2 separate regions of the Mus musculus genome follow, and region 2 is linked to region 1. A link is a loop called in an ENCODE intact Hi-C map of the cell type or tissue named here. Cell type or tissue: left cerebral cortex. All regions are shown on one strand. Links, peaks and the distances in the headings refer to the core of each region. The heading gives the core; the rest is flanking DNA. Region 1 has its middle 34 kb from the start of Chmp4c. Region 2 holds the start of Impa1 (inositol (myo)-1(or 4)-monophosphatase 1).

Region 1 (16,567 bases), core at 8,064-10,563:
CTATGGAAACACTTAATATTGGACTGAGTGCATTTTTGAATTATGATATGGCTACAAATCTAAGGAGGCTAGGGACTAGAATGTGGTAGTTTGAATCAAAATGGCTCCCATAGGCTCATGTATTTGAATACTTCTTTACCGGTGAGTGAAACTTTGATAGGATTGGAAGGTATAGCCTTGTTGGAGAAACTGTATCACTAGGATGGGCTTTGAGGTTTCAATAGCTACTGCCAACCCTCTCTCTCTCTCTGTCTCTGACACACACACCCACACACATATCTAATTATTCCTCTTAAAGTATCCTTATCACCCCCCAATCCCAAGTTTACTGTCTACGTCTTCACTGTGTGTTTCACCTGCCTTCCTTTGGAGTCGATCCAACAAGAACAGACTTTCTGTTCTCTCTGTTCTTTACCCTGTACCCTGTACTTATAAAAAGATCTGTCACACAGTACATAGTTATTGTTCTTTACCCTGTGCCTTGTACTTATAAAAAGATCTGTCACACAGTACATATTCAGTTATTGTGGAGTTGCCAACATCATAAAACCTGAAACTGAATTATTGGAAAAATTAAAAGTCAAAAGCAAGCAATATTTGAAAAGTAAATTTCAGTCTTAATGTTCTCATGCTGTGCTAGTGACTGAGAGGATGGTGGCAGCTCAGGCACACAGTCCTGGTTCATGGGAGCATGCTAGCTCTTGGTTCTTGGGCAGTCCAGGTGAAGCTCCCTGGTAAACAGCTACATCCAGCTGCCCCCAGTAAAGGAGGAAGACCTGACTTGATAGAACTGAGATTGGACTTGGCCTATCCTTTATATCTCTGTATGCCTAGCCCATGCAAGACTGGTCTAGTGGTATTAGAGACCCATGTGTTAGCAGAACTGAAATGAATAAGACTCCACATATGCCATGAAGACAGGTGTGTAGGAAATATGCCTACAGGGCCCAGCTGTCTCATCCAGTTAATTTGTTTTTCTTTCCTCAAGTAATTGGTTTTCACAGAAGACCCTGTTTTCCTTCCAAACAAATGCACTAATAGCATAGCACAGTACCACACAGTTTCATCTTTACTTATTTTATATAAAACAATGTGTAAGAAAAAGACATTGAAATATAGTAAGTTTGATCTCATAAGTAGTCAGAAGTGCAAGACAGCCGCAGAAACAGGAAGAGGTAGAGCTACCAAATGTTCTGTGAAGGCATTTGTGTGGATGTGAACCCTGCGTGGCTGATGGAGCTTATGTGACAACATCCAACTGTCAAAGATATATGTAGCAGTCATTTCCCTGGAACGCTGATGCCACATGCATGGTATGTAAGGCTTATCTCAAAGGATAAAATGACTTGATAGATAGAGAGAAATATTCCAACACGAAGTTTCCATATGAAGAGGACTAACAGGTTCTGACTGACACACAAACCTCCTACACTGACACTTTTGGAGAAGAGACACTGCCAAGGAGGAGGAATGGTGTCCCTGGTATAGGAAGGACAGTACAGATAGCAGGGTCCCATGGTCAGAGGCTAATGGCTTTTGTCTGTACATCTTTGCACAGGGAGAGCAGAGTAATTTTTCTCCATCAATTATGAAGGAGTCTTTTACTTCCTTTCATGTGCCTATAGGCTCTCATTTTCCCTAAAGGAAGCATTTATATATAAATGTGTCTATTACTGCATATAACAAATATATGTTTCCTTTATAATATATATCATATATAATTTACATAAAATATTATATAATTTATATATTAGGCAATATATTATATACAAATTTTATATATATATGTATAACCTGCATCCATGTCTATGTACTGTGTACATGCCTGGTACCCATAGAGGTCAGATCCCCTACAGCTGGAGTTATTGATGGTTGTAAGCCATCGCTGGGTGCTGGGAACTGAACCTCAGTCTTCTGAAAGACCAGAAAGTGCTCTTAATGGTTGAGCCATCGCTACAGCCTCTATTAAGCTGTATTTTAAAAAATTATTTTAAAACAAATAATATACTAATTAGCTTTAAATCATCTACTTTATATTATATATTTTATATAATCTAATATATTTATTAATTATGTTAAATATAATAAATGTTTAGTGCTGGGCGTAGTGGCGCAGGCCTTTAACCCCAGCACTCGGGAGGCAGAGGCAGGAGGATTTCTGAGCTCGAGGACAGCCTGGTCTACAGAGTGAGTTCCAGGACAGCCAGGGCTACACAGAGAAACCCTGTCTCAAAAAATAAATAAATAAATAAATAAAATATATATATAAATAAATAAATGTTTATTAAATATATAATATGATAAATATATAACATATGTATTCCCCACAATCTGTTTTATTTATAGAAAATTCAATCAATTTCCTTTAAAAGGAAGCTAAGGCCACCCAGACTACAGCACTGACCTGTCTAAATGAATTATGAGCAAACTCAGCACCTACAATAGGGCAGCCTCTTCTGCACAGGTGCAGTGCAGTGAACACAGCCCTCAGCAGCCACTCAGAAACGTCTCTGTGCACAGAAGATACAACAGGACTGCAGTGAGCCGGTCTCAGCAGCCACTCAGAAACGTCTCTGTGCACAGAAAATACAACAGGACTTCAGTGAGCCGGCCTTGGTGATCAGACCTAGCATTAGTCATTAGTCATATTGTTCCAATCATTGACCCTGCATTTTAATTCCAGGCTGTAAATAAGAATGATCCAGTTTACAAGTTCTAACTACGCATTCAATAAGTGGTAGTTATCAAATTAAAATGATTTTTAAATCTATAAAATATTGGATGTTTGTGCATTCTTTGAAATGAAATAAAAACATCATCGAACTAGTAATTTACAAGAATAATGCAGTCATATTTTAACTGGAAAGATGAGGCCTGCAGGAAATAGTTTAGTTGAAGCTGAAAGGTAAGTGGATACTGGAGAAGAATTTGATGAATTTCAGAGTGACTCAGCCCAAATACAGAGCATTGAAAGGGGCTTGGAAACTGCTGTAACTGGACAGCTCACCACCTAAGCTAAGTGCACCAATAAGTATGGCAGTAGATTGACTCCTGAGGAGACAAATACATGCAGACAGAGCTGCCTGAATCCTCTGTGGACTGGGAGATTTGATCAGGGCTAGTGGTCCTTGCAATGTATATTGGGTGATTGTATGTCAAAGTCATAGAAACAAAGAAACCTCTGGCTCTACTTTCCCACTGGATGTGCCATTAGACTGGGCAAGGCCATCACAACCCCGAGGGCCTGTCTGCTATACATATGGAGACTGTTCGGCTGCTTAGTCTATCATCACTAGCTCTGATATTTGCTGTTTTTGAAACAGAGTCTCACTACATAGCCTGGGCTGCTCCAGAACTCTATGTAGACCCAACTGGCCTAAAGCCTGTGGTGAGTCTCCTGCCCCTGACTCCTATGATCTAGGGTTACAAGTGTGTGTTATCAGCTAGCATAAAATAGAAAAATATTTTCTGTGAGTTGCTGACAAAGGAAGAAATATAAACTCACCTGTACTTGAATTAACTAAATGGTCAGTTACATAAAGGGAGAAAATGTCGAGTGTGGACTCTCAGGTGACAGGAAAGTTAGCAGGGAACAAGGGCAGCCACAGCTAAGCCAGGGCAGCCACAGCTAAGCCAGGTCTGCTAGACTTGTGTTTCCCATATGCCAAGCCTCTGTTCTTCAAATATGTCTTTGACATTTGATAGGATATTGGAGGGTTGTTTTTATAATATGTTGTAAATGTAATTCTTGGGGGTTATCTTACACCCCTTTTGCTCCTAAATAACCGCACTCCCACTCTAGTCTGTTTTAGCTCCCAAGGACAGACACAGGGACCTGGTATTTCTACTAATAAGCTGCTGGCACTAAGCTGTCCAGGTTCTGGGCTATCCTAATCTAACTAGACTGCTACCTTGCAACCAAATGCACCACTACTTGCCACCCGGTCTTGCCTTAGCTTGCTCTGATCCATGTGTATCCTCATTCCCACTCTCTCATTGACACCTCAGGGCGAATCCTCCTAGTCCATCCACATGGTCTCTCCGTGCCTCTCTCCTTCTCCTCTACTCCCTACTCTTGGGATCTCCAGCCTGAGATTGGAAGTCCAGCCTTACCATCTTCTGCCCAGCTATTGGCTGATCAGCTCTTTATTAGCCGATCAAAGGTGAGGGAAAACAATCCGTGCATAACATTCAGACCAGAGATGCTTGACCGTGCTATCCTCCAGACTGCAATCAGATGTCTGGGAAGAGCAATCAGTATCTGAATACACAGTGCACAAAACCATTGTCCAACAATAGATGAGCAAGTTTAGAGCCAAAGCAAGATCTTTGTTGCTCACGCTGAAAGACATATACTAAGACACTGAGAACTGTCTTTCATTTTTCAGCTGGATGGCAACTGCTCACCCAAGGGCTGACCTTACTACATGAATACTTAAACACAGGGTTTGTCCAAACAGTTGTGTTTATGTCCCCCAGCACTTTGTATCTGAAAAATGTTTCTGAGTTTGAAATAGGTCTTAGAGCCCTAGAGCCTGCCATGCTCAATCCTACCTCTTCATCTATTCTAGTTAAGAATGCACTTAAAATTGTAAAGACCTATGCTTACATTTAGATTCTGCTTCTTACCAACTGAAGCAGGTTCATTCGCTTTTCTGAGCATCGATATTCATGTGAAAAGGAGGACTTGGACAGAGTGTCCAAAGTGCCCAACAGAATGTTTATAATCCGTACAGTAGTCTCAGGACCCAGTATCACTGCCCCAGGAACCGAGTGATACATCCTGTGTTGGGTAAAGATGGTATTCTCCTCTGAGATTAGTACTTCCCCAGAGCTTGCGACACTGTGCTAAGAAGATAGCAGGTCCCTGGGAGTCAGGAGCCAGGCAAAGGGAACCTGCAGTGATGAGTCACACACATTCTACCTCCATGAGCCTGCTTAAAGATGCTAGAACCTCAGACTTCATCAGGAAAGTTTTTAAAGGACCCAACTGACAATAAACGGGAGCTTGACCTTTCCTCCGTCACCTCCCGTCACTCCTCAGATTCACAGGCCATACTAGCCCATTCCTGTTTCTCTAGTTTTCTGAACACATCCCTACCTCAAGCAATATTTTCTTCTAATGCACGCTCTGTAGGTAAATAATGATTAGACACAGCCAAAGAATTCCCAAATTTCCACCTTCATTTTGGATTATATGATGCTTATGATTTGTTTTTATAAGCACTGAAAATTAAAAATAAAACTTTCCATATAAATGTATCAGACTTGCAAAGGTATTATTTATGAGCACAAAGAACGCAAAAAATAAAAGTTGACCTATTCAGGATCAAGTTTCAGAGTCCTTTAAGTTTTTCTTGGAAGCTTTCTGTTCCTTTTGGCTCAGTCCCATCTTTCTGTGTCAAAGGAATAATGGAGAGTTTGTTTGCTGTCAAGACAAAGATACCATACATAAAAGGCACTCCTCGATTCTCCAAGCACAAAATGGTTACCGTGATAAAGCCATGCGTACTGGTTCCTCATATAACTACAGAGGTTTTAATTGAAGATGGTGGAAAGTGAACATTGTTTGAATCCTGAAGACACCACATACTTCCAAGTGCTCCCCTCTGGAACCCTGATTAGGCACAGACCACACACAAACACCACATCCCCAGTACAAACCAGACGCAAAGAGATCCTTTACTAAGCAGAGCAAAGAGGCAAGGTGACTGAGTCTGAGTCACATAGAAACATTAAATAGCTTTGCATATGTTCATATGAATAGGGAAAGGGGGAGGTCTGTCTTAGAATGAGCTTGACAGGACGGTAAGTTCTGGTTGGGTATTTTAATCACGTTAGTCAAAATAATGAATTTTGTTTGCTGGACCGTGATGTTTTGATAGTTGGATCTTGGTGATCAGTCTCAGAAGTGAGTCAGTGGCCAGATAAGTGAGTAGACCTTACAGGCTTGATTTAGGGGTGCAATCTAAGAGTACAGCAAGGGGCGAAGGGGAAGAGGCAAAACCTTGACACCTTGCTTGCCTTGCTCAGGTCAGTGGTCGCCTTGTGTGGGCCTGCTAGAGGCCTTCTAACCACATTTCCACATTTGTTCTTCACCAGCTTCTGCTAAAATGGGAGGGCGCTCCTTTAGAGCAGTCATTTGAATTATGAATAAGAATCCCTGCCCATTTCCCTCTCCTGACATCTCTGCCTTTTTCCCTGGAGTTCTGGAAACGTGGGACAACAGAACATTGTGTTCACGGGCATGTGTTCTGGTTCCTGTGTGAGTACAGGTGTGTGTGTGTGTGTGTGTGTGTGTGTGTGTGTGTGTGAGTGTGTGCACGTGCACGACTCACACGTCGAGGTCCCAAGACAACCTCACCTGTCAGCTCTCACCCACCCTGTCTGAGACAGAATCTTTCTGTTATACATGCTACGTGTGCCAGGCCAGCTGCCTGACAAACTCCCAGAGAATCTCCTGCCTTGGTCTACCTCAGCACTGGAACGCTGAGATTACAGTTGCGCACCACAGCCTGCTTCCGGTGGGCTGTAGGTATTTTAATGCAGGTTCTCACACGTGCACAGCAAGCACTTTACCTGCTGAGCCATCTAGCTAGCTAGCTCCATAATACAATACAGTTTAATCTGTAATCCACAAAGATCGCTAGCTGGGCTGTGTGGCAGGCCATGTGTTTGACATGAGTTACAATGACACTAATACTTCTCCAGTCTTCTCTGCATGTCAATGACTGTCACCAGCCCTTAACTCTAAACCTGTGTTTTCCCATCTGGGCTGTCCTTCCCAGAGTGTCTAGGAAGCTAACATTATAGTACCATGTTCCGGCCTCTTGCAACCTACTTACCAGCTTGCCTTGTACTCATCCAAGCTTGTGGCCAGCCTGGACTACATATTGAATGTCTGACTCAAAAATAGACCTAACCGTCCCACTCCAAACTGCTCATTTTACCAATGAAGCCTCAAACTAGGAACGTGAGGTGAGGACAGAGAGAAAGAGACAGGCTACAGAAAGCAAGGCTCCTTGACGACCCCATGAGGCTATGTTCCCACAGAGTCTGTCTTGCATTTGGTTATGTCTGTGAAGCTTTCATGGACGGTTGGTGGCTTAGTTAGGGTTTTCATTGCTGTGAACAGACACCATGGCCAAGGCAACTCTTACAAAGGCTAACATTTAACTGGGGCTGGCTTACAGTTCAGATGTTTTGCCCATTTTCTTCATTTGTAAAATGGCAGGAAGCATGGTGGCATACAGGCAGACATGGTGCTGGAGGAACCTAGAGTTCTATATCTTGATCCAAACACATCAGAATAAGGCTGTCTTCCAAACTGGATGGAGCCTGGGCATAGGAATCCTCAAAGACCATCAACACAGTGACATGCCTCCTCCAACAAGGCCAAGCCTCCTAATAGTGCCACTCTCTATGGCCAAGAATCCAAATATGTGAGTCTATTGGGGCCAAACCTCTTCAAACCACCACATTGGGTCATCCCTGTAATCTTTGAAATGCACTTTCATCAGAGACAGAGTTCTCCATCTTGTCCCTGATCCCTGGACTCATGTCTATTTTGTAGACTAAATTTTGAGTGTTTTGAATCACACTTTAATGCCATCATCCTAGGCAAGTTCAGTGCAGTCCAGGCCTCTGGCACTCAGACAGAACCATAGCAGCCATTGGTCATGCTGATTTAGTGTGGTCCCCTCCGCTCTGGACAGAGTGTACTTCCCCTCATCATAGAATCCATAGTGAAAAGAAAAAGGTCTCATGGAATTCGTGGCTGCTCAAGCATTCACAGAATGTTGTTTTAAACTCTTCTCCCACAGGGCCAGTGTGACAACTCTGTTTCACCCATCTGTTTTCCGTGACTTCCCTCATTTCACTTTGTGGAGAGAGAAGAGCCTGGCTTTTTACCACTGCACAGCTACCACCTAGTAGGATGCCTGGCACACACTAGGAGTTCATTAGTAATCCACGCTTAGAGAGGCTCAGAGATATTTGTATACAGGTTGTTTCATGCTGTAATTAATGACAAGAAGTAAGCCACACACACACACACACACACAGTCAGGCAGCTCAAAAAAACCGAACAGAATTATACATGAACTGACTCAGAGAGCAAGTGATGTGTCAACTTAGCTCCCAAATGTCCTTATCCTTTTTGAATGGCTTTTCTGATGTAATGAAATGAAAGACCTTGGAATGAAAAGACTATCTGTGGTTGTCTGGGTAGCCCTGTGTAACCTGTTTGAAGCAGAGCGCCACCTCTTGGCTATGATAATGAGCTGCAACGTGGTGGCTTTGAAGACCAGAAGACTGGATCGTAGCTTTACTCACGCCTTCATTGTAGCCTTCTGAGACCCTTGAGTGTTTGAATTATTTATGGCCTATAGGATTTAAAAGTGTTTCATTGCAAGCCTCTCCATCCTGTGACGATCGGTTTGTCAGCAACTGGAAACATACAGAGCCTCAATCTCAGCCATTCACAATCCAGAACGGAGCTTTTCTGAATATCTGCTTACAGGAGTGGACAATGGATGCTCACCTAAGTGGATTCTTTCAAGGATTAAAGGCAAGACTGTGGGATACAGTGCAATGCCTATATCCTTCCTGTAAGGTAGGCAGTAGTTCTCTTACCCAAGTCTAGAGTTACGAGGTCCTGCCTCTTCTGTGAAGAGGAGCCAGAGCCCTGGCATCTAAGGCTACTGGTTACAGTAAGCTCGAATCTAATCAAGGTTTCTTAGTCTTCCATAGATTATCCCCTAAGCATAGGCATCGTATTCCGGCTACTGCAGGCACAGCCATATGTAGTAAAAGTTGGGGACGCACTCTCAAGTGCCATTGCCACCTGTAGCATGACCCCAGCAGTTCGCGGTCATGAAAAAGGGCAAACAAAAGCCACCTCAAAGGCCGTAGTTTCTCAGAGTCTCCGTTAAACTATATGATCCGCCCTATTGCCTCGTTTTGAAACGACTATTTTCATTTACAATCCAATTAATAAAATACAACCTGTTCTCAATTTCCCACAATTGGAGACAGATTTTAGTCAGTGCGCCTTCCTAAGCATTTATGATGGGCTTAGAGTGCCTCCTGGTGGCTACTGTGGATAACAGCATAAGATGACATTCTGCAAAGAACTCCCTCCCAACAGAGAATCAGCCTACCTAAGATTAAGATCCCCCAGGTTTCAGATGACTGAGCAGCTCATACTTGATGAACTTGCCTGACCTCGGGGAGATGCATCCCAGGACTTATCTTAGACGACTGACTGACTATGCCAGCTACAAATGGAAGCAGCTAAACCAGTATTCATTCAGTCCATTTTCTTCTCAAAGAATTTCAACAGTGGCTTTCATTTACTGAGACTCTCTTGGCAATTTCTTCTCTTTACCATTCTGATGTGCTTGGCTTTATTTTATCTTATTATCTTATATGTTTTATCATTATCCCTTAGAATCTTGTTTATTTTCTTATGAGAGACAAAAAAGGGTGAATCCGGAGGAGAGGAGAAAAAACCATCACCTGAATATATTATATGGGGGAAAACCCCTATATGCAATCAAACAAACCAAGCAGAGTCGAAACAGAGACATTACCATTACAGAAATAATAAAGAGGATCAAACGGAGCTACTATAAACTAAAAATCAAAAACAAAAAAACATATTCTTTAAAACAAATCCTGGAAAAAAAAGCCTGAATACTTACAACCTTTCAATATTAACTAAAAAATTATAAAACTTGAACAATCATGTGTAATGTAACGGAAGTAATTGAAAAAAATCTCTCATTAAAAAGCAAACAAACAACAAAACCAGTCCGGTGTCTTCAGGTAAACAGAGATGGAAAGCATAGACACACAGCATTTCTCCATACTGTTTTAGCTCCTTGTCTCACAAAACATGACAAAATCAACTTAGGGATGAATTGCTTTGGCTCGTAGTCTGGAGGTGCCCAGTCGTGGTGGGGATGGTCTTGTGGCAGGAGCTAGGAACAGCTGCATGCTGACACCCTGGCAAACTGGCAGACAATAGCTGCTGCCCAGCTCACTTACTTAGTCGCGCTTCCATGAGACTGTGCTGCCCATGATTAGAGCGGGTCTTCCCACGTCTGTAACCTAATCTAGAAACTCCCACGAAGATTTGCCTAGAGGTTTGTTACTATGGTGACCCCCAATCCAGTCACCGCAGCTCCCACCCCCACAAATGCAAAGAAAACACTTGGCCTGCTCACGAAAGAGGGTGTGAGTCTGCGAAACATAAAAGAGACTAAGTGTGAAAGGGACAACACGGAGAATAAGAACGCTATGGACACACCGCACTGAAGAAAGCCACCGGGAAGGGAAGATCTTCACTCCTGTGGGCTGGATTTACACACAAACCAGAAAGGGAAAGTTTCCAGAAGTGAATACAGCAGAATCACAATTTTGGAAAGAGGAGTCACGTGCTTCATGAATCACAGGGTGTCTGCCAGCCCACATCACTTGTCTTAACAGTTACGCTGGGGGAAAGACGGTGAAAATCCTGAAACTGCAATTAAAGTGGTTCTGCAGGAGGCACAGCCCAGAGGCCCGGAAAAACAAACAAACAAACAAACAAACAAACACGGCAGAACCACGTGACCTCCCCACTGACAGCTCAAGTACTGGGAAGACATCCAGCCCAAAAGGTAGATAAGAACGTGGGGCTGGTGGGGCTGGCTACCTAGAGAACCGGAAGTTGAAACTCCTGTAAGGAGTGGCTGACCATCCAGCATAGAAAGAAGATGGATGAAATTATCTTGGAGCAGCACTCGAGTTGAAGGCTAAATAACTTGAGGGAGGGCTGACCCCACTCACTTCTGGGCAGAAATCCCATCCAACAGGATCCCGTCTGACACACCATACAGGTAGGGAATCTAATCTAACAGGTTTGGATTAGAAGCACCAACAACAGCATTTGCTCTGGAACACCTCTCAAGGGAAGGAAGGCCAGGAGGAATCCTCTTATTTTTATTTTGTCAGCCTTGCTTTGGCATAACTAACTTTTCAAGCTCTTGTATTGATGGATTAAGTTTCGACTGTTGTATTTCTGTGCCTCTCCTATCGCATCCTATTTACTGTTTCTTACCTAAACTCATATAGTTTTCCTCTCATACCTATCTGGGCTTCTTTTCCCAGTTACCTTGTTATTCCCACAGATTTGAGGAGAAAGACCACTGACACAAACCATGGACAAACCAATTAAATCAAGCTTTATTAGTTACATAGGCTGTCTTCCGCAATGAGGGGTTTAATAGACCAGCATTGAAGATGGGAAGATGAGGTTTTATAGCTCAGGCATAGGGTTTCCAAATGCCATGGCTGTAAGAGGGTCATAACAAGGTATAACCTAAAGTCAGAACTGTGGAAGCTTCAAAAGAGCAATGAAACTATGGCGAATGTGGTAACTTCTCATTAGCAAGCCAAGAAAAGGAAAAGCAAGAGTTAGGGCCAGAAAACACAACAAAATAGCATAAAGAGCAAGGAGGTTTTCAGAACCATGCCCAAAGGCACGCAGAGCAATCTAGTGTCTATGCAATCTGTGTTTAAACATATCACATGTACACAGGTCTGCAAGGACTATGGCTCACAGTCTTTAAAGGACATCTGAAGTCATAGGCGGAGCCCTGTACATACCCCATCTCCCCTTATGTATATTTATGCTGAAACACACATATACACATACATACACACACATATAGTTTGTATAATAGGCACAGAAAGGACATAATTGAGTAATTCCAACAATATAATACAATAAAATTACATGTGCCTCGATATTTCCTCTTTTAATGATTATCAGGTAAAATAAGGGTTACTTGGTCACAAGCACTGTAATACTGTGGTAATCTGATGGTTAAGACCACCAGTTAGCTGTTAAGCCGGTAGCATATATGGTGTGTACACACAGGACATGCACACATCACATGCCCAGATGCACAAGGCAGATTAGGACCAGCATGTAACTTACAATTCCACTGATTTATGTGTTCACGTGGTAGTCATCCACAGGTAACAGAGACCATAGAAATCAACATGAGGATGAGGTGGTATTCTGTAACAAAACAATAACTACACACATACATCCGATCCCACAGAGAGGCCGAAATGAATTGCCCTGCTTCCAAAGGGACCAGCTACTCCCCCGCATCATAGAAGACGTATCTCTAGCCTTTCATAGTGTGTGTGCACCCTTGCAGCCTTCCTCGTCTGAGGATCCATCCCTATGTGCTCGGAGCTGGAGTGTGTGTCTCCTCGTCCTCGTCGTGCTCGAAGCTGGAGTGTGTGTCTTCTGAGCAGTGCTCCACTGCCCTAGCTTCACAGTCCTCAGGGTTCCCGGCTTGTTTTCTTCTGAAAAATAGCTCAAGTGTTCTGTATATAGGCAATAAAACTTCTAGTGAGCCAAAAAGTAAATGATATGAGTCTGAAGATGGGGAAGGACTCCAGCTATTTTAAGGAGCACTTCCTTCCACAGAACCATTAACGTCTGTCTTAAATTAAGGAGATGGGAGAAAGAAAGTAGAGAGAGAGAGACAAGACAGAAATTGAATAACGCGTCATCTGTTAATGTCCTGGAGCTGTAAAGTAATGGTTCCTTACTAGTCGTTGCATCTTTATGATTTGTTTATCTTATTCTTGCTAGGCTTGCTAGCTTTACCATACTATCTAATTTGTTTAGTAAGACAGATGCCATTGTGAAGTTTAAATTCTTTGCTACTTCAGTTTCCACTAAGTAAACCAATGCTCTGTTTATGTCCTCCAAGGAAGAAAATATTACAATTAGGGTTGAGCTGTTCCCCACTGTAGACTGGACATCAATGGTGGCAGGCAGAATGAAGTTTTCCATGGGCAGGAGTTCCCTCTTTGGCAAGTCAAGATCACCTTGGTTACAGGACTTTATCACCCTCCCCACCCCCATCTTGCTTTTCCATTCTGGAGGATCTAGATGGCTGGCCCAGGGGTACATATATGAGTCATGTAGGCCAGTTCAAGGTCTGACCCTGGAATATGACTCCTGAAGAGAACACCTGCTCAAATAATAGCAGTCTTGTTCCCTGCAGTTGACCACCCTGAGAAAGAAGTGTCTCAGCTGTGGTTGCCCCGAGTCTCAAGGCCTCTCTGCTTCGGGGCAATTCTTCCATTTACACAGAGCATTCATTTCCCTTGACTCTCATCACTAGCCTGGGCTTGTTTTTATACTATCTTGGATGAATATCTTACAAGACACAAGAACAAAGCCTGAGGTCTCCCACTTCGATCCCTGATACGGTGATGGCATAGCTTTGGTGAACATCCCAGAATGTGTGACTTTGTGACAGTTTTTCTAGGCTGAGAACGATTTGCCACAGTAGCCTATCATAACCTCAGCACTTAGATTTCGGGTAGTCTGCCTTGTTTGCACCACTCCAAAATGTCAACAGGGGGCAGCACTAGGATTCATTTCAAAGTACTTTTGTTTCTTTTCGGAGTGATATCATTTATAGTTTAAAAAGAGAAACATTTTTGTTGTTGTACTTTGGCATTTTAGTGACTCAGCTCATACATTACCCGAAGCTTCAGTGACAGAGAGGAGCTGGTCTGGCCCAGAGCTAACCAATAGAAATATAATAACACCTGATTTGGTGGTATTCATAGTTTTAAATTAAAAGCCCTGGCTGCTCTTGCAGAAGACTCAGATTCAACCCTCAGCACCCACATGGTGGCTGGCAAGTGTCTAAAACTCCAGTTCCAGAGCACCTGTCACCGTCACACATGCAGGAAGACTCCAATGTGCACAAACAAAGTTCAAAACATAAAGTAACTTAAAAAAACACTTTGAAACATAAAAAAGAAAAAGAAATAGGATACATTTCCAATAATGTGTTTTGTTTAATGCAATGAATTTAAAATAATATTTGTACATATGGTCAATATACAATTATATAGGCTTTAATTTTTTCTCAAACCCTACTTTTAATAGGGGTTCTTAAATGCTTTAACGTCCCTTCTAGCCCACCACCCATCATAAGTCGTGGAAAACAAACATTATTAGGATACGGAGGAAGTGGACTGTTTAGAAACTGTTCTTTGGAGCAACTCCAGTCTGTGTTGTTAGGAAGTCAGCAGTTCAGCTCATAGAAATCGGCGGCGGCGGCGGCTCGATCCACTCAAACACTTCACGACTAGACCAGCAGTCCAGTTCAGTACTGTCAGAATAGCAAACGCCACACAGCCAGGCCTCCACCAAATCAGCATGAGACACCAACAGAGACACCAGGAGAAGTTCTTTGCTGTGTCTCTCTCAACCACGTGAAGATCAGCGAAGAATTGAGACCAAGGAAGCGTTGCCAAGCTATCTATGCAAGCAAGCAAGCCTCTGTTCACAGTTCACTGAGTCCTATTTATATCCCTCCAAACATCACAAGTCCTCCACAGGTTTTGCCTCAGCACATGTGTTGCCTCAGTGGGTGAGTCTTGCCTAGAAAAACTCCACAAGAGCCTGTATCGGCTGACATCATTCTGCCAATCGGTCCAAGTCCCTGGAAGGAGCAAGAAGCTGCCAGAGAAACACCAGGTTTTTGGTGCATTTCGTTCCACGAAGTCACAACAAGCAGAGCTCAGCAACGCAATGTAAGGTGAACTAACACATGTGGCATTAGCAGAGAGCATCCTTTCACCTTTGCCCACTTCAGGAAAACACTCCTGCACGTCTCTGCCGCAGCAAAACACCATCTGACCCAACTGACTTTCCAAAGAAACCAGAAGTTTCCACTTCACAATTATTAATGAAATATTTTACAGTTCCCTACACCAAGTCTTTGAAATCCAGGGGGTAGTTTACATTTAGAGTGCATCTCAGATCAGCTGTAAATTTCTGCCACAAATGTTTGGCCTAGCAATGCAGCCCTGTAATTCTAGGGCTTCAGAGGCCAAAGCAAGATGAATGAAGGTCAGCCAGAGGTATAAAACAAACTCATGTGCTGCACAGTGAAGCTCTGACTCAAAACCTCAGGCAGAGGAAACTAGGTAAGCAGAAAGACAGACAGACATAGAGAATATATATATAAAGCAGAATCTAGTTATTTAAATACTACAGTGTTTCTAATAAATGTATGGATAAAGTTTTTAATTAAAATTAAACATAATAAAAGCTAAACAAGCTCCTTTCCCAGGTCTGGTGGAGACTCTGTAGCCCCAGAACGCTAGCCGCCCCGTCAGGCCAGGCATGTGGGTCCTGTGCTCAATCAGGAAGAAGACAACGCAAAGCATCTCCTAACTTACTCTTGAGGCTTGATATTTTTAAATGGCTACACTTTGTTTCTGCTTGAGCTATTGCTGTGGTTTAGATGGGTCCCTTAAAAGTTCACACCCAGTAGGAGAACATTCTCAGATGCGCATGCTAGTCATATGCAGAGGCAGGAGCTCTAGGAGGTCATTAGGATGACAGACTAAGAAGAGGGAGCCCACTTAGCCACACTCCTAGCCCCACACTGGCTCGCCAGGGTTGCTATGCAGCAAGAAGCCCTCACCAGAGTCAGCACTATGCATGTGGACTTCCCGGTCTGGAAAACTGTAAGTCAAATTAGGTCTTTTGTGATTTATCCAGTCTCAGGTATTGTAAAAGCAGCAGAAAACAGACTGACAGTTATGCTGAATCTTGTTAAGCTATAACTTTATCCTTTTGTCAAATTTTAAATTCGACCATTATTTCTTCCAGAAATGTTTTGTCTGGTTCCCCTAACTCACTTATCTGGCCCATCCACAGCAGGCTAGGACTCCCATTGCTAGGAGACTTGATATGATCCTGCTATGCGCTCTTTCTCGGTTCTTTCTGATTTCCCCAGTCTCTTCTTGTTCTTTGTCTGTTTGCAGTCAGATCTCTTGCTGTGCTCCACTTAGACACCTCGTTTCTTCTGCAATGACTTAGCTGTTGTTAATACCACCAGTGGCAATCTTTGTTGTTGTTGTTGTTAGAAATAAACACATTTTTATTTAATAATTAATTTTTATTTCCAACAGCTATAAATAATCATCAAAATATCAAGCCAATTCAATACTAAACCTTTAATTGTCTCAATTGTTGAAATTAGTGGCTGTTTGAGGTAGTCTTCCTCCTGCTCCCCACCCCCAGTTGCTGTCGGTTTAATGTCTAGCATTTCAGCTTGGGTAATTTTTAAGGACATCGTCTCCTTAGCCCAGATATACATTGTTCTTCTTTCTCTAACATGCAGATATATGTTGTGTAAATCATATGAAATGTACGTGTAAGAGCTACTTCAAAACTCTTGCCTTCTATTACCCACGCCGATTCTTAGTCTGTTCCTACTTTTTCTTTATTTTTTAATTTAATTTTGTTTCCTAATTTTTCACATATCTGAATGCTGAATGATTGAGAATTTCATGCTATTGGGTATCATGGTGTTCTTTCAGTTACTAGTGTTTAACCCTCTGGTGGCTGTTTAAATGTGTTAGGACCATTGGATGCTCTGAGGTTTGCTTTTGAGCTTCTTAGGATAGAACTAGAATAGTTTTCAATATAGGTGGAATTTGGCCTCCTGCCCTAAGGATTCAA
Region 2 (16,567 bases), core at 6,364-8,863, 73 kb after region 1:
TTCTGGTCTACAAGGCTAAGAGAAGGCCATCCCTTAGCACAGAATATGAAAAAACTCCTCTAGTTTAAAATGTACAGCAGATGCACTATAGTCACCTTCAAGCTGGTTAAAAGCTTGACATGGGAGGTGAGGAGATCATTTCTTCTAGTACCTGTATGTGTATGTCTTATATATGTGTGTGTGACATACAGGTGCGTATAACATGTTACATGTGTGCACGTGTATGTGTTTGCATGTGTATTATACATTACCCTAACCTAGCCTAATCCAAATGGTTTAACATTTTCCTGTCAGTGTTCTTGCCTATAGTGTTTTGGGCTGATACAACCAAATCTGTTCTTTCTTATGTCACTAAGTCCAGTGTACAAAAAGCATGATTTACAAAAGACCTGATGGTGTGGTGGTGGATGTCTATCCTGATCAGAAAAGCAGTGGCTACCTCCCTGGAGCATTTGGCTTTTCAACAGAAATGCCCGTTCAGAGGCTCAAACTATAAATGCATTTGCGTAATACCAACCTATGGAGGTGCCACCATTTGCCCATCAAAGGCCAGGCAGCTCTCTTTCTAGCTGTGCTTGATGGCACTGAGAATGTGTCACGTCAGCTTTCAAATCTGTAAAACACAGACGTCCACATAGGTTTAAGATACAGGTTAACCCGACATGTGCTTTGTGGGATAGCTTTATGCATCATTAAATGTATTAAATCAAATAAGGATTAAGTTACCCAAATACCTTGCTCTTAAGAGCAAGAGGGATGCCAGGCAGTGGGACTGCCATGAGTTTGAACCTAGCTTAGTCTAGTGAGTGAGTTCCAGGAGAGCCTACCTCGATTAATCAAACAGTAAACAAACGCAGAAAGTATTGATGGGCCAGGTTTTAAATTTTGATTTTAGTTTTAAGTTTGTAGCTCTGAGGAATGATAAGTCCACTCCACTATGCATAGAATAACAATTCTATGATGATAATAATATATATTCTAATGATCTGGAACCTGTTAACACTACAGAGAATGTTAGCTTATTTTGATCAGTGTTTGCAGCTCCTACCTATGTTCCATCAATCATGAAACCATATTGAATAACATGGAGATAGACTCTACTCCTGAGTAGCTCACCTGGCTTATGGAGACTCCACCATTTTAATCTCAGTCAATAATTCTCCAGTGAACTTTGGGACACCACATAAGTTTTAGCATTTGCTTAAGTGACTAGAACAGAACCCCTCCCACCCCAGTGTATGTGTGTGTGTGTGTGTGTGTGTGTGCAGTCATGTGAGTGTACATGTTTGTGTGTGCTTAGAGTTTTCTTCTTGTCATGTATGGAGGTCTCTATAGACATCAGAGCCACCTCCACACACTCAGCAACAGGGTTCTGTATTGTGTGACACCAGCCTGCAGTCAGTGCTGCTATAACGGAATCAGAACATCAGACTCCTTTGTGCGCTTGGCTTTCAGCAGGCACTTGGCAGGAGAATGGATTGTGCTGAGTTACCTGACTGTAGCAAGGAAGAAGCAGCAGAGGCTGCAATGAGCCCCATGGAGTCCTGCTCATCTGATGGAGGAAGCTAGCGATCATTTAATGTAAAGACATCTGATACCTGGTCCCTCATCTGTCCTGCTTTGCAATGTCAGGGGAGGCTCTTTCACTCATACAGCATGCATTTGATAAGATTTTTATTTTCAAACAACTGATAATAGAGGACCCCAAAACCAAGCTCTTGAAGGTCTTTTGTGGAAGAGCAAAAAACCATGAGTATGTGATAGACACCCACATCAGTGTCTTAAGGCAGCAGGCTTCAGAAGAGTAGACTCATTTTGTCTTTGTGGGTTTATCAATCCGATTTGCTGTCCCTGCCACTCATCTCTGAGACATGTTACATGTTGTTGATAATTTCTTGTTTTGATTCCTGAGAACCAATCACTTCACAAGTAATTATGCCAGGGCATTGTGGTCATCTTGTGGGTAGGTCATCTGGATAGAGTTCCACTTAAAAGTAACATACTTACCATGGTACTGTTCCACGTGAGGAAACATTTTAAGAACCATAAACTAGCCTTTGTTGGTCATCCAGAGCAAGTGGTTGAGCCATGAAGATTCTCTGCGGATTTTGGAGTCAGGGTGCTATGCTCTTGTTGTGTGAGTTTGGGACAAATCCCCTGACTTCTCCAAGCTTTGTTTTCCTCATCTGTATTGTGCAGGGACTCTTCATGAAACCGTTCTAACACTTATGTTTAAGCACGTAAGAGCACAAGTGCTGTCTGGTGTGGTGGCAGGTGCCTGTAGCCCGAAAGTGGAGGCAGGATGCTCAAAGACTTCAGAAGCCAACCTATGCTACATAATGGAACACTGCTAAAAATCGACGCCTTTGAAAGCGGCTCAAAGACAGGGTGCTTGTATAGTATTTACAAAGCCTATGGTCCTTAGTATTGAGGGCTGCAGGTGCGGAGAGCAACTGCCTGCCGCCGTCAAGTCCACAACAAACAACCTGTATCTAAGTGAATTATGGAGAAGAGAGTTGGTGCAAAAAATAAAAATAAAAATCTCCTTTAGGCTTACAGGTTTAACAAATGAGAGTGCCCAATGACAGTCACAACTCCAATTTAGCTGTAGCCGAAGAGCAGAATGGGAAATGGGAAAATATAAACTAATAAAGAAATTTAACTAATATAATTTATATATAATTTAATATATAATATATAATATATTATATATATTTAATTTCACTAATATATAACATATATGATATAAACTAATAAAAAAATAAACTAATAAAGACAAAAGTGGAGATTTGAAAACGGGATTCTTAGAGAAGAAAGGGTATGCAGGAGAATGCCAGAACACGGTAACTTCAACCGGACCAGCCCTTACAAAGGCAAATTCGGCCCGGCTTACACCTCCAGTCTGAGCGAAGACGTGAAGGCGGGGTTTTAATGGGGCGGGACTTCCTGTCGGAGCAATCCCCGTTACCTCCGGAAGAGCCGAAGAACCGAGCCCTCGGACGCCGGCGGTTGAGCATCGATCGCGGTGCGCTCGCGCGAGGTGAGTCGGTTCTGTCCCTGGCTTCCGTGCAGCGTTATTCGGTGGCCGAGGCGGGGGGTTGTGCGGGCTGCAGACAAGCTCTCCCCATGCTGGGCCGGGGCGCCTGCCGGGCCCTCCTCCCGGCGGTGCTCTCCGTAGCGCTCCGGAAACAGCCGAGCGGGTTCGCCAGGCGGTCCTCGATCTCTGAGGTTCTGTGTCGCAGAATGAGCCCGGCTCTGCCCAAGCCCTCAGGGCTCTACACGGCAAGTTCCCTGGCTCACGAATTTACAGGATTAGGGGTGAACAAGACCAGGTCCGGTGATGTCCTGCGTCGGGAGCGGGGCCTGTATAGGATAGAAACAATTTTAAGTCTGTATGATTTTGTTCCCAAAGTGAGGGTGATAGAATATGACCCCCGTGAAAACAAGTCTTGAAGCAAAGGTCTTTGAAATAAAAGGGTTTATTGAGCCATTAATATATATCAGCTAGGAAATGGACCAAGACTTGGGGCACATTTTGTAAACTACCAGCAACAAAGCTAAAAAAGTGCCTCTGATGAGCTAACGCTATAATTGAATTTCAAGGCACAGGCTTTTAAAGTCTCTATTCTTGCCCCCCACCATGCTCCACAAAGCCAGAACAAACCCCAGAGAACTGTTACCTAATTAACTTCCCTTGTGTCTTCCCTCTTCTGGACCTCTACATTTTAGGGCACCTCAGAAATTTTTATTTATCAGCCTCCTTTCCTCAAGGAATATTAGAACTGATTAAGAAGATGTAGCATGCATTATAAATGACCAAATGTTGCATAGCAACAGCAGTTTTTCTGCAACTGTCTATTGCTTGATATCTGTTGGGTTGAAGATTCGATGGATGGCTTTTGAAACAGTCCTGGGGAGTCAGGAGGTGTTCTGTTCATGTTGTCACAAGGTAAAGTGTGAGTGGCTTGAGGAAGCAAGTGGTGAGGAGGCAAGCCCAGCCCAAGAATGTCCAGTTGTGACAGAATAGAAGAGAGCAGTAAGAACAAGTGTGACCAAGTTTGGAAAGCATTCTTGAAGAGCTGTAAGGAGTTTATTCTATAACTCAAAGCGCCTTTTATATGCTTGCTTGGACGCTTGGATCACAGGAAAAGGCGCTTAGGCGTGAGGGCAAATGTCTGTAATCCCACCAGCATTCTGAAGACTAAGCGAGGATGCTCAAAGCTTGAAGCCCACCTTATATCAATAAGAAGGAAGGTGAAGCCGTAGCCAGCAGCATCTGGTTGTGTCTGTCTGCTCTGTGTCCCTGCGCTTCTCCGTGTACCTGACGCTCTTACAGGGGAAGCACAGGGTGTGACTTGTCCTGGGAAGCAGGCAGAGCGGCCACCTTTCCTGGGCATGAGCACTTCCATGCTTCCCTGGGCTAGGGGCCCACGTTAGTGTTAGTGCGGTCAAGCCTGGGGTGAGTCTGGAGAGGTCAGCAGAAAGCTGTCAAGTCACTTGCTCACATTTCCCCTGCCTGAAGTCTAGGAGGCAAATGGCACCTTTGCTTTTAGACATAGAGTTTTCTTCTCTCAAACGTGGTAAGGGAAAGCAGGGAACTTTCCCATCAGAATTGAGCATACGTTCTGTAAAATCTGCTCATATAATACGGGGCAAAGTACTTGTAATCTGTGAACCTTAAAACTTCACCTTTACCTTATTTAATTCCATGTGCAAAGCACTGAACTCCCTGGAGTTGAGTTAATACAGGCAGCCTTTGTTCCTTGGTCTTTAAAAGTGCTTTGATTCCAGCCTTCCCATGTTCTTTACCTTGCTCCCCACCCACTCCTACACCTACCCGTTAGACCATGTCTTGACCTCATCTGAGCTTGACCTAAGCTTCAGGGGCATCCCCACGCTACCCCCACCCCCACACTATGATATGGTATAGCTACAACCCAAAATGTGATATTGTGTGGTCACTTGGGAGACAGCTTCATAGAACATTGTTTGCTATGATAATAACTCGTTGGTAATCGCAGTACTTGGAAAGTACAGACGGGGTCAGGAGTTCAAGGTCATCCTTCGCTTTGAGACTAGCCTGGGCTATGAGACTAGCCTGGGCTATGAGTCTAGCCTGGGCTATGAGACACTGACTCAAAGCAACACTAGTAACAAAAAAGTCTTACTACGAGGTGAAATATATAATATTTCAAAATGATTTTTTACTGGGACTATATGTGGGGAAAAATTGAACTATCAACCAGGGAAAGGGTGGATCAAAATCAAACCGTTGCTAATTGAGATGCTTGTGTAAGTGAGTGTCTGCATGATTCGTAACTGTTTTGTGCTGATCTCTGTTGGCTGTGTTTAGATAATGGCAGACCCTTGGCAGGAGTGCATGGACTATGCAGTAATCCTCGCGAGGCAAGCTGGAGAGGTATGAACTACAGTCTGGGTGCTGAAGGGGGCCGTAGTGTGTGGTGTAGATATTACAGAGCAGTTTTGGTCAACAAAGCATGCTTTGAGTAATCTACATGTGCAGTTTAATTAAACTGTAAATACAGTGAAAATGGCTGATTTCCTGTGTGCATGTGTGCGCGTGTGAGGCTGGGGGTGGAGCCTAGGCCTGGGCTAATCTGAGGAACCATGGGCATGGCGCTTCTAGCTGGATGTTTCAGTTTGTAATGTTAACCTGACCACGGCGGTCATGAATCTAAAATAAGATATGAAATTACATACTATTTCCCTAAAGTGTTTTGTTTTGCAGACATTTTGGAAAGAACATATTTAAGACCATGTTAAGAGTCGTTGAATGCTTGAAGTTATTTTGTGATTGACTTTCTTGTTTGGTTTAAATTACTTACATCTTTCTTTACTTGCTTACCCAAAACTTCTTTTTAGATGATTCGTGAAGCTTTAAAAAATGAGATGGATGTCATGATTAAAAGTTCTCCAGCCGACTTGGTAACAGTTACTGACCAAAAAGTTGAAAAAATGCTCATGTCTTCTATAAAGGAAAAGTATCCATGTCACAGGTACCTCTTCTGCACGCTACAGTGATAAAGCCAGGTCCAGGGTGGGATAGCCTACGCTACAGTGATAAAGCCAGGTCCAGGGTGGGATAGCCTACACTACAGTGATAAAGCCAGGTCCAGGGTGGGATAGCCTACACTACAGTGATAAAGCCAGGTCCAGGGTGGGATAGCCTATGCATGAGTCTTCTGCACACTACAGTGATAAAGCTAGGTCCAGGGTGGGATAGCCTATACTACAGTGATAAAGCTAGGTCCAGGGTGGGATAGCCTACACTATAGTGATAAAGCCAGGTCCAGGGTGGGATAGCCTACTCGTGAGGCAAAGATCTGTAGATCCAGAGCTGTAATAGGTGACTCTGACTTGCAAAGGAGCTGAGTTTGAGGGTGTGGGGCTGCTCAGGCCAGGATGACGGAAGGAAGACCCCTGTGGGTAACATCTGGGCCGCTTTGGATAGTGTGTGTGTGGTCTTGGTCCTGACTGATGGCTTGGCTGTTTCCGACTAATCTTTTATATATTTTTACCCTGTGCTGACTTAGGGTGATTGCCTATCCTGTGGTTCTAGGGTCAGGAAAGAGGGGGTCTTTGACAAGATAGTGTGGATAGCGGAAGTAGCTTCTGCTGCCATCAGCACAGCTGGAAAGCTCGGTTAAACTCCCTGCATTGCAGAGTTCCGTGTGTGGGAGAGAAGTGCTAGCATTAGGAGGTTCTGTAGAAAATCCTAAATCAGACCCACATTTAGCAAAAACATTGTTGTCAGCCAGGCAAGATGTCAGATGCCCTAATTGTAGCACTCAGGAGAAGGAGCTAGGAGGCACGGGGATATGTAGTCAGCCAGGCTGCACAGTGACACTCAGTCTCAGGAAACTGCAGGCTTGAAATGAGGTCAGCGGTAGAGCACTCTTTGCGGGTGCAAGTCCCCAGAACTCAAGAAATTAAAAGCCATCCTTTGAAAGGTTTATGCTGCAGTGCTGTTAATGTTTTCCTCCTTGTGACATTGGCCACTGTCAGTCTTTTAGTCAATGAGATGGAAAAATATTTAAAGTTGTGACTGAACATAGTTCCTTCCAATAAAAAGGCTTAGAAATAAGAGAGAAAGGAAAAAGAGGACAAATATGTATTAAAAGAGTTCAATGTCAAACAAGAAAAAATAGAAAAAAGAGAGCAGGCGAGAAGAAAACCAGTGAACTCAGACACCATTTATAAAATTGACTTGACAGTTGTACACAGGCATTTCAGCGGGTACTTTATATTCTCGGTAACTTACCAACTCTCCTGTTATGTACTGCCCCTCTGAAGTCATTCTACATGACAGACTAGTGTTTCACAGTTTGGCCAGGGTAGGAGTAGCTTGGCTGTGTGGGCCTGGCTGAGGTGTCTGGGAGTTCTCGTCAGTGGGTCTCCAAGGCCCCAGTAGGACTGAGGGACCCTTTACCTCTGTAGCTGCTGGCAACTCCAGCTCCCTGTGGGCCGTCTGCTGGCAGTGTCCCCGTTCCTCACTTCTGCGTCATTCTCAGAGCTGCTTGGAAGCTGGCCTATTCTAGGATCGGGAGGGAGGAACAGTGTGAACATTTGAAACTACCAGACCGGTAACAAGGCTGCACAACTCGGTCCTGCTGTGTTCTTTGGACTAGAAGTCAGTTCACACTCAACGAAGTGCTGTATGCGCTCTGCCTCTTGCTAGGATCTAAAGAATGTGTGGTCTTTCAGTATTTAAGTTTGCTTGACTTTAAGGCAGTCTCACTCTGGGCTAGGCCAGCCTGTTTCTTGCCTCCTGTCCCTCCCGAGTGCTGGGATTATGGCCTGTGCAGCCTCACCCTCCCCGCGCTTAGTTTTAACATCGATGTGTTTTCTTACTTTCTCATTTTAAGAATGACCTTTGCAGATGTGTATGTTTCCCCTGCGTTTATGCCAGTGTTGCATTTAGAATATAGGACTCAGTACTGTTTTACCCACCTTTGCTCTGAGGAAAACAGAGCTTCATCGTGTTTATTATTATCATCCTCTCTCTCTCTCTAGCAGAGCAACAACCTAACAGAACAATAGTCTAGACTTGGCTTGGTAGCCCCTGAAGCTTAAAGCCCTGAATCTGATTTAGATGTTAGATGTTAGGAGTTTGTGTTTCCTGCTTTCAGCTTCATTGGTGAAGAGTCTGTGGCAGCTGGGGAGAAGACGGTCTTCACAGAGCAGCCCACGTGGGTCATTGACCCCATTGATGGAACGACTAACTTCGTGCATCGGTATGCATTGAATTTTAGTATGATTCCTGTTGTGTGTTCACTGGGTGAGTCTCTGTTCAAGGCTTCCTTCTTTGAAGAAGCTGTGTATGAGATGTGTGGTGGAGTTAAGTGTATTGTGCAGATCTTTTCTAAGCTGTGGAGCAAGGGACCAAATGGTATAGTATGGACTTGGGACGTGATGTGCCTGCTCACCATTGTTTTTCTGTCTGTGAAGACTATACAAAAATGACAGAGTAACATGGGCCCTTTGGACCAGTAAAGAAGTTGCTAAGTTCACTGGTGAGATGCTCTCTGTGTGCAGTGAGCTCACTCAGAGAGAAACAGGGGTGCTAAAGGGTGTGGCATTAGGATCTGCACACACAAATCTGAGATTTGAATCCTGCAGCTTGTTTATTGCCTTTGTGACATTAGACAAGCTACTCTTTTGAAAACCTTGGTTTTAAAAATACTTAAGGCCAGTCATGACTGGAGAGCTGGCTCGGGGTTAAGAGCACTGGCTGCTCTTCCATAGGGTCCAGGTTCAATTCCCAGTTCACACATGGCCTCTCACAGCCGTTTGTAACTCCAGATCTGGGAGATCCAGTGCCCTCTTCTGATATCCACAGTCTCTGCATGAACATGCTGCATACACATGAAGGGAAAATAAAGGTTAAAAGAAAGTGTAAGATTCTAGTTTTATAGTGTTCTCATTTTCTTTCTGTTGCTGTGATAAATGATGACCACAAGCAGCCTGGGAAGGACAGGGCTGATTTCATTTCAGTCTACAGCATGACATTGAGGGCAGCCAAGGCAGGAACTCAGGGCAGGAGCTCCATGCACTACCCATGGAGCACTGCTCACTGGACATGGAGCACTGCTCACTGGACATGGAGCACTGCTCACTGGACATGGAGCACTGCTCACTGGACATGGAGCACTGCTCACTGGCATGCTTCCCCTGGCTCGCTCTGCTCCAGTTCTTCTATAGCCCAGACCTGCTTGCTCACAGTGGCTGGATTTCTTACCTCAGTTGGTAATTAAGACAGTGCCTCACAGACATTCCCACAAGCCAAATCCTCACCTGAGATTTCCTCTTCTCAGATAGGTCTAGGTTGTTTCAAGTTCACAAAAACTATGGCACCAGGTATAAGAGTATAATCTTAGCACTTGGGAGGTAGAGGCAGGGGGATCATGGATTTGAGGCCAGCTTGGGCTACGCCATATTGAGCTCTCCAGGGAAGCTTAAACTACTAGTAATATCTTAAAGAAAGAAAAAAGACATATAAAATGGCCATATATTTTTTTAAGATTTATTTATTTATTTATTATATGAAAGTACACTGTAGCTGTCTTCAGACACACCAGAAGAAGGCAACAGATCTCATTACAGATGTCTGTGAGCCACCATGTGGCTGCTGGGATTTGAACTCAGGACCTTTGGAAGAGCATTTGGTGCTCTTAACTGCTGAGCCATCTCTCCAGCTCTAATGGTACCTGTTTCATAGAATTATTTTTTGGTGGGCTTCATGGAATTGTTCACTTTTATAAGAACTTAGTATAGTACCTGACATGGTAAGGATCAGTGATCTTGTAGCTATGTGTGTGTGTGTTTGTGTGTGCATGTGTGTGTGTATGTGTGTGTGTTTGTGTGTGCATGTGTGTGTGTGTGTTTCTGTGTGTGTTTGTGTGTGTGTGCATGTGCGTGTGTGTGCATGTGTGTGTGTACATGTGTGTGTGCGTGTGTGCATGTGTGTGTGTTTGTGTGTATGCGTGTGTGTTTGTGTGTGTGTGCATGTGCATGCATGTGTGTGTGTTTGTGTGTGTATGTGCGTGTGTGTGTGCATGTGTGTGTGTTTGTGTGTATGTGTGTGTGTGTGTGTGCGCACGCGCGCGCACGTGTGTTGATGGAGCTTCTTCCTCCCCTCCATATTCCATCTTATAAGAATTGGTTTGAAAACAATTGTATACATACTTGTTGAAATTAAATTCTGTCTTGGTTAGTTTGTGGATTTTGTCTCTTTTTTTTTAAGGTTTCCCTTTGTAGCTGTTTCAATTGGCTTCCTTGTGAATAAAGAGGTATGTCTTAAATATATGGTTTATAAGATACTTTGCTTTTCTTCTCTGAGAAAGAGTTAATCTTTTGTATTTGGTTTGTGCCACCTGTAAACGTTTGCTTCAAGGCTGGGGACATGTTTACGCACATTCCCAGTGGATAAGGCTTGTTTCCTGAGAAGCCAGCGTTGGAAAAGAAAAGTGAACACGGAGAAGACAGGTCCCCGTCATCCTCCTGTCATACACAGCCATGTCATGAATTAGTGTGACTTTACAGTTCCTCAGATGAAGTGGGACATTTCTAAGCATGTGTCAGGGGCCGAAGGATGGCTGGAAATGTGGCATGTACTTAGGAACATAGACATAAGTGAATGAATACATGCGAAACCCAGTAGAATAAGATCTGTAATCACTGGGGTCCCTTTTGTTGGTTCCCTGCTGTTTGGCTATTTGGCTGCTGTATTCGAGGAGCTTGAGTGCTGCATTTTGTCAGTAGGAACACAACACTTAGACATTTCTGAAATAAAAGCCCAAGGCGAAGTGGTAGCATGTTCACCTAGCGTATGTAAACCCTAGCAACCCAGTTGAATCCCTAGCAACACAAACACGTATAAAACACAGGTCACAGGCTGTACTGGTCACTTGGTATACCACCTGGTCCTAAATCAGCCTTCAACATAGTCAGCCTGAGCAGTCGAGTGCTCTCTGCTTTTGAATCCTTAGTTTCAAATTCTCAGGTTGCAAAAAAGTACTGGAAGGAAAAGAAGGATCCATGGGTGAGTGGATGGCAGGAACCCAGGAGGACACAGTGTCCATCGTAGAAAACTCAAAAAGCCCTCTGTGTCTGAGCTAGGAGAGGGACACATTCTCTCCGCCTAGACTTGAGTGGGAGCCAAGGATGGAGCCCTGATGACCTACTGTGTTTGGGCAGTACTTCCCCACAGTTCAGCTGTTGGAATCTATTTTATAAATATAATAGATTTTCTTGCTGCTTTATTCATAAAATGATACCAGTTAATGGAAAAATACCCAGGTTTGCTAAGAGACTTGCTTTCCTCTGCAGATGGAGTTTGGAATTGTGTACAGCTGTGTGGAAGATAAGATGTACACCGGCAGGAAAGGGAAAGGTGCCTTTTGTAACGGTCAGAAGCTTCAGGTGTCCCAGCAGGAAGGTGAGTTTGTCTTCCAGTGCTGACACCACCTTTGGGTTAGCAAGTATCGGCTGACTCCAGATTGTCTGATTTCCTCCTTGCCCACTCTGACCCCAGTTTTTCGCATGGTGGTTAGGGCAGAAAAGCAGATACGGTTGAGCAAGTGCACCCCAGAATTTCAGCAGGAGTGGGCGTGGCTGTGGGCACCCGGGCCTCAGTTCCAACAGCTCACGTCTTAGTGCTTCAGTTACACCACCTCAGACTTCTTAGCATTTCTCGATCCCATTATTGGCCAGTAAACCATAAATAATGCATGTCAACGCTGAGATCAGTTGGACATGGTGCCATCTTCCTGGAATCCCAACACTCAGAAGGTGGAGGCAGAGGGATCAGGAGTTTGAGGCCAGCCTGGGTAAAGCAAGTTCTAGGGCAGTCTATGCTCCCAACAAACAAAACCACCTGAGAATCCTTAACAAGGATCCACATGGTTTCTCAGTCTCTATATGAGGGTCAAACCCCTCCTATAAAATGATGTATTTGCATATAACCTGTCCACATACCCTTGCTTTCTCTGTCTCTAGGTTAGTTATGGCTACAGTGTCAATGCTTTATAAATTGTCTACTCTCTGGCCTTTAAACTTGCAAACAGTCTTGATTTTGGGATCTTCACAGACTTCCATAAACTAGTCAGCAAATCTACCTACCTTCCTCCCTTCCTCCCTCCCTCCTTCTACCCTCCCTCCCTTCCTCCCTTCCTCCCTTCCTTCCTTTCCCTCTGGCTTTGATTTCCTTTTAATCAAGGTCTCACTGTAGCTCTTGCCTGGAACTAGCCATGTAGACCAGCTTGGCCTTGAACTGAGCTGCCCAGCCTCTGTCTTCTGAGTCATTAGATTAAAGATGCACAGCACTATGTCCAGCCCTAGCCTTTCTCTTGAAGGCTTCATTTGAGGGCATATTGTTTGTTCATTTCCTTTGTTGTTGTTTATTTTTTAAAATGATTTATTATTATGTTTTAATTGCAGTCTTGTCAAACACCACACCTATTTTCATAAGTGTTTTAACATTTGAAGATTGGAAGAAAAATAGATAAAGTAGGAAAGAGGATTTAAATGTCCCATTTTATCCTGAACTATGTCAGATTTGCTGTGCTAGAGTTTTGGTTAGTGAGGGCTAGAGGTTTATTTGAAATAGCTTTTTTTTCCAGACATTACCAAGTCACTCTTGGTGACCGAGTTGGGCTCGTCCAGAAAGCCCGAGACTTTACGGATCGTTCTCTCCAACATGGAAAAGCTGTGTTCCATCCCCATCCATGGGTAAGGCCTTCTCCTTCCCACCCAGACTTAAAGAGGATTTAACTTTAAAGGGATTCATTTTTATTTTTCTCTGTGTGGGAGTGGGTTGGGGTGTTTGTGTTTATGTTTGTGCTCCTGTGGAGGCTAGAGTTGACCTTGGGAATTTTCGTTTGCGATGAATTCCGTTTTGATTTGATTTTTTCAGCAGAGTTTTGCTATGTATCTGAGGCAGGCCTCAGGTTCACAGTACTACTGCCTTGTCTCCCCTGTGCCTCAGTGTCCCTCTGCCTTGGCCTCCTCACGGGTGGACTTAGAGGTCTGTGCAACAGTTCCTAACATCCTTAGCTTTATTTTAACATCCTTAGCTTTATTTTAAGTGTTTCTCTCAGATAAAACAGAATACAGTATCCATTTATAAGTCAATTTGTAAATGTTTCTTAATAGATAAAATTATTAATATATTAATACTTCTGTTTTGTAGTACAGTACACTAATTTTGTTTTTTGAGACAGGGTTTCTCTGTGTAGCCTTGGCTGTCCTGGAACTCACTTTGTAGACTAGGCTGGCCTCGAACTCAGAAATCTGCCTGCCTCTGCCTCCCAAGTGCTGGGATTAAAGCCGTGCGCCACCATGCCCGGCCAGTACAATAATTTTACATTGTGCTGTGATTTCTGTCTGTATTATTTGTAGTTACTGTGTTTATTTCATGAGTTCTTTGTTTTTGAATTTTTGTGTTTATAAATGCTTACATTTTTAGCAGATTTTTAAAATCTTTCTATAATGATATGTATATGTTCATATATGCATATGTATAAGTATATGTATGTGTATCTGTGGCACAGGCTGGCCTGGAACTTGAGAGCCTCCTGCCTTAGCCTATTGATCAAGTGTTAGTGTTACATGTTTTACACCCGTAACACTGCTCTCCAACCTCAGAGTCCTTCAGTAATGACAGGATGTATGAGAGGATATGCCAGAAGTGAAGGCATATGTTGGTACTACTGCCTCCTTAGGCAGCTGAGGTAGGACGATTGCTTGATTCCAGAAGTTATGGTTTGGTCTAGAAAACATAGTGAGCCCCTAGCTGAAAAAGTTTTGTTTGTCTTTGAAGCAAGTATATATCTTAGAGGTTTTAGGAAAAGCTAGCAATCTGATGTTCTTAAATTTAATACAGGTATTGGTTACATAAGTAGCATTTTTCTGACCTTTATTATGGTTGTTTCAGTAAAAATAATCCTTAAAAAGCCACTGACGCAAAGATGGTAGAGCATGCCTGTAACCTTGGCCGTGGGAGGCTGGACAAGAAGATTGTAGAGAATAGTTCAAGGACAGCCTGGCTACACAAGAAGAGCTGTCCCAAATGAACAAGAAGCCATGGGGAAGCCAGGCTCTGTAGCACTTGTCGGTCGGTCATGCCGGGTACAGAGCAAGCCGAGTTAGGGAGACTGGGTGTTTTGGCCAGCCTGGGCTACACAGTGAGAGCTCATGAATAACAAGAGAATTTCATGATTTTCTCTTATTGCCAATTGTCGCTACCTTTTTTCTCCTGAAAATAATCATCAAGGATAGACTTTGATAATACTTCAAGGATCATCTAATGTAGGCTTGTTTTATGGATGCGTTCAGAGGGTCAGGCACATGAAGTAGCTACAGGAGATGTGCTGATGGAGATATAGCTACAGCACTGGCTTCCAGGTCATTCTCTTTCTTTAATAGTTAACGTCCCTTTTAGGAGTTAAGACGTTCAAGAACATAAAAGGCTAGAGTATAAAGCACGGGAAGCTATTCTGTAGCCATTTTACTGCCCGTGGTTAAAGTTTGACGTGGTACAAACTGATTTGTGAATCTGTGGTCTATGCAGTAATGAGTAAGGTGGATGAGAGTCTCTGTCACCTAGCCACTGAACCTCCCAGAACATGGAGCTCTTGAGGCCCAAGGAATAATGTCCTTGAGGCAAGAACAAGGTACTTCTTAAAAGCTGCTGCTGCGGTTGGCTGTTTAAAGTTTGGACTTTAACCACGGGCAGTAAAATGGCTACAGAATAGCTTCCCGTGCTTTTTACTCTAGCCTTTTATTTTGCTACTAGCTGAAGGAAAAAATGGTGTTTTGGGTTTGGTTGAAAGAGGAAAGACAGTGTTCCCAAGAAGAAGAGCTTTCGTACTCAGCCGAGTGAGTTGTCACTGACATTTCAGAGTTGCTCATACAGAACACCATGAGACCGCAGGCATGAGACAAAGTCAGTAATAATGAACCAGTTGCATCATTTGGGGGACTTAATGCAGAGGTGTCCAACATTCTGAGATTGACCCGAGAAGGTTCATACTTAAGAGCTGCACACCCAAGTTACAAAATAATCACATGTAGTCTCATTGTTTCCCTTAAGTCTACAGTTTTGTGTAAGTCCAAATTGGACAGGCCTAGTAAAGAACAGACTTAGATAAACATGGTGCTCTTCGCTAATTCATCATCTTTGTAAGCATTGCACTGCGCCCTAAAGTAAGGCACCCCTCCCTCTCTTCAGTGTGAAAGTTTGAAGCAAAGTCGGAACCAGCTGAGCATGAGAACAGACCCAGATCTTTTGATGTGTAGCGCAAGCTCTCTTCACTCTCAGGCACACTTGGACTTTGGAAGGAGCAGGTGAAATTCCAGTTCGGAATCTGGATCCCTGCCTTCATTGCTTGCTAGCAGAGTAGAGCTCCCCAGAGGTCAGTAGAAGTCTCCCTGTAGAGATGCCTATCTGAAGGGTTCGGAGTGGCAGAGCACAAGAGCTTACTTGTGAGCAGTCTCAGTCATTCTTTCTAGAACTTGAGCTCTCAAGCACCCCATGTCCCGTATCTCACATAAGAAGTAGGGAGATAGACTTTCTTGGGTTTGGTTTCAGTTTGCTCCCTTCTAGGCAGGGTCTTACTGTATAGCCTGGGATAGTGTCAAATTTACAGTTCTGGGATTTTCAGCATTACCGTCCTGCTCACCGTGCCTTTCTCCATAAGCTAAAACTTGTCGTGTGGAGTTAAGTAGATGGGCTGTTCTTGCTAGTTCTTCGTTACATTTGATATGAAGCAAAAATATAAGTTGTGAAACACATCTCAACCAAGGATGTTTTATTGGGGCAGGGTGGCAGGGGTGAGGGGAGTAAAGAAAGTGCTGATGTGACCTCTCCATTGTATAGTTAAGGTTTCTGTTCTTGGTACAAGAGAAAGAACAGCCAAGGACATCTGGGGGAGTCCAGGACAGAGAGAAAGAAGAAGATGAGTGTGGCCAGGGCTGGGAAGGAAGCCGGGGTGAATAGTGATAGGAGACATGGAGAACAGAGCTTAGTGAGAACAAGAAGATAGCAAGGGGTGGGGGTGGGGGCAGCGATAAGAGCACAGAGCCAGATTCCTGGCGAGGAGAGTGAGTAGCCGGGGAGGGAAGGCCAGGAGTCTGGTGGGAAGGCTCTGAAATGTATATCTAACGAGCACGTGGGTGGGGACTGAAGGATCCTGGAAACTGGTACTGGCTTTGATACGTAGCTACAGGTATGTGTCAATGGTGCCATGTGTCTCTTCTGCACAGGTAAGGGAAATGACGCCTTTTGGCAGATGGGAACTGGTTTTACAAGTTCCCGAGGAATTCTGGTTTTTGTCTAACCACCTGATTTCCTGTAGTCCAGGTTGAGCTGGGCCTACGCTCAGTTGTGGAGTCAGTGGGTTTGCCCTTTTCGGGGGATGTGGGACACCCTTTGAAGCTGGCTGGGGCCCTGTCATTCCTTTCCTTTTTAACGTTGGCTTTGTGAAAGATGGTGTGCAGTCATTGTTTTTTATATAAGGGGAAAAATACATATATATAATTCATTAAT

The links. Hi-C counts contacts between places; a loop is a spot of excess contacts. Peaks named below come from ENCODE experiments on the same cell type or tissue, not always from the same donor. Only the 100,000 strongest peaks of a DNase experiment are listed, where the experiment ranks them.
Region 2: a loop joins it to region 1, with 6 times the contacts of the local background. A loop is called at or near these places in 2 of 42 quality-filtered maps.

Annotation. Positions count from the first base shown.
Region 1 is chr3:10,392,639-10,409,205 of GRCm38, reverse strand. No RefSeq gene overlaps it. Among named protein-coding and RNA genes, the nearest start is that of Chmp4c, 34 kb to the right of the region's middle. In left cerebral cortex, for the core only: CTCF peaks have their summits at 8,269 (motif pointing left) and 9,091 (motif pointing left); DNase peaks (open chromatin) are centred at 8,287, 9,078 and 10,381.
Region 2 is chr3:10,317,795-10,334,361 of GRCm38, reverse strand. Impa1 (inositol (myo)-1(or 4)-monophosphatase 1) reads left to right here and starts at 2,923. Exons shown (of 9, transcript NM_018864.6): 1 at 2,923-3,040; 2 at 5,354-5,419; 3 at 5,884-6,017; 4 at 8,151-8,255; 5 at 10,265-10,310; 6 at 11,350-11,458; 7 at 12,642-12,750. The coding sequence starts at 5,357. Slc10a5 (solute carrier family 10 (sodium/bile acid cotransporter family), member 5) reads left to right here. Exons shown (of 1, transcript NM_001010834.2): 1 at 1-2,628. The coding sequence ends at 68. In left cerebral cortex, for the core only: no CTCF peak of the experiment used is centred there; DNase peaks (open chromatin) are centred at 6,775 and 7,525; H3K27ac peaks cover 1,427 bases.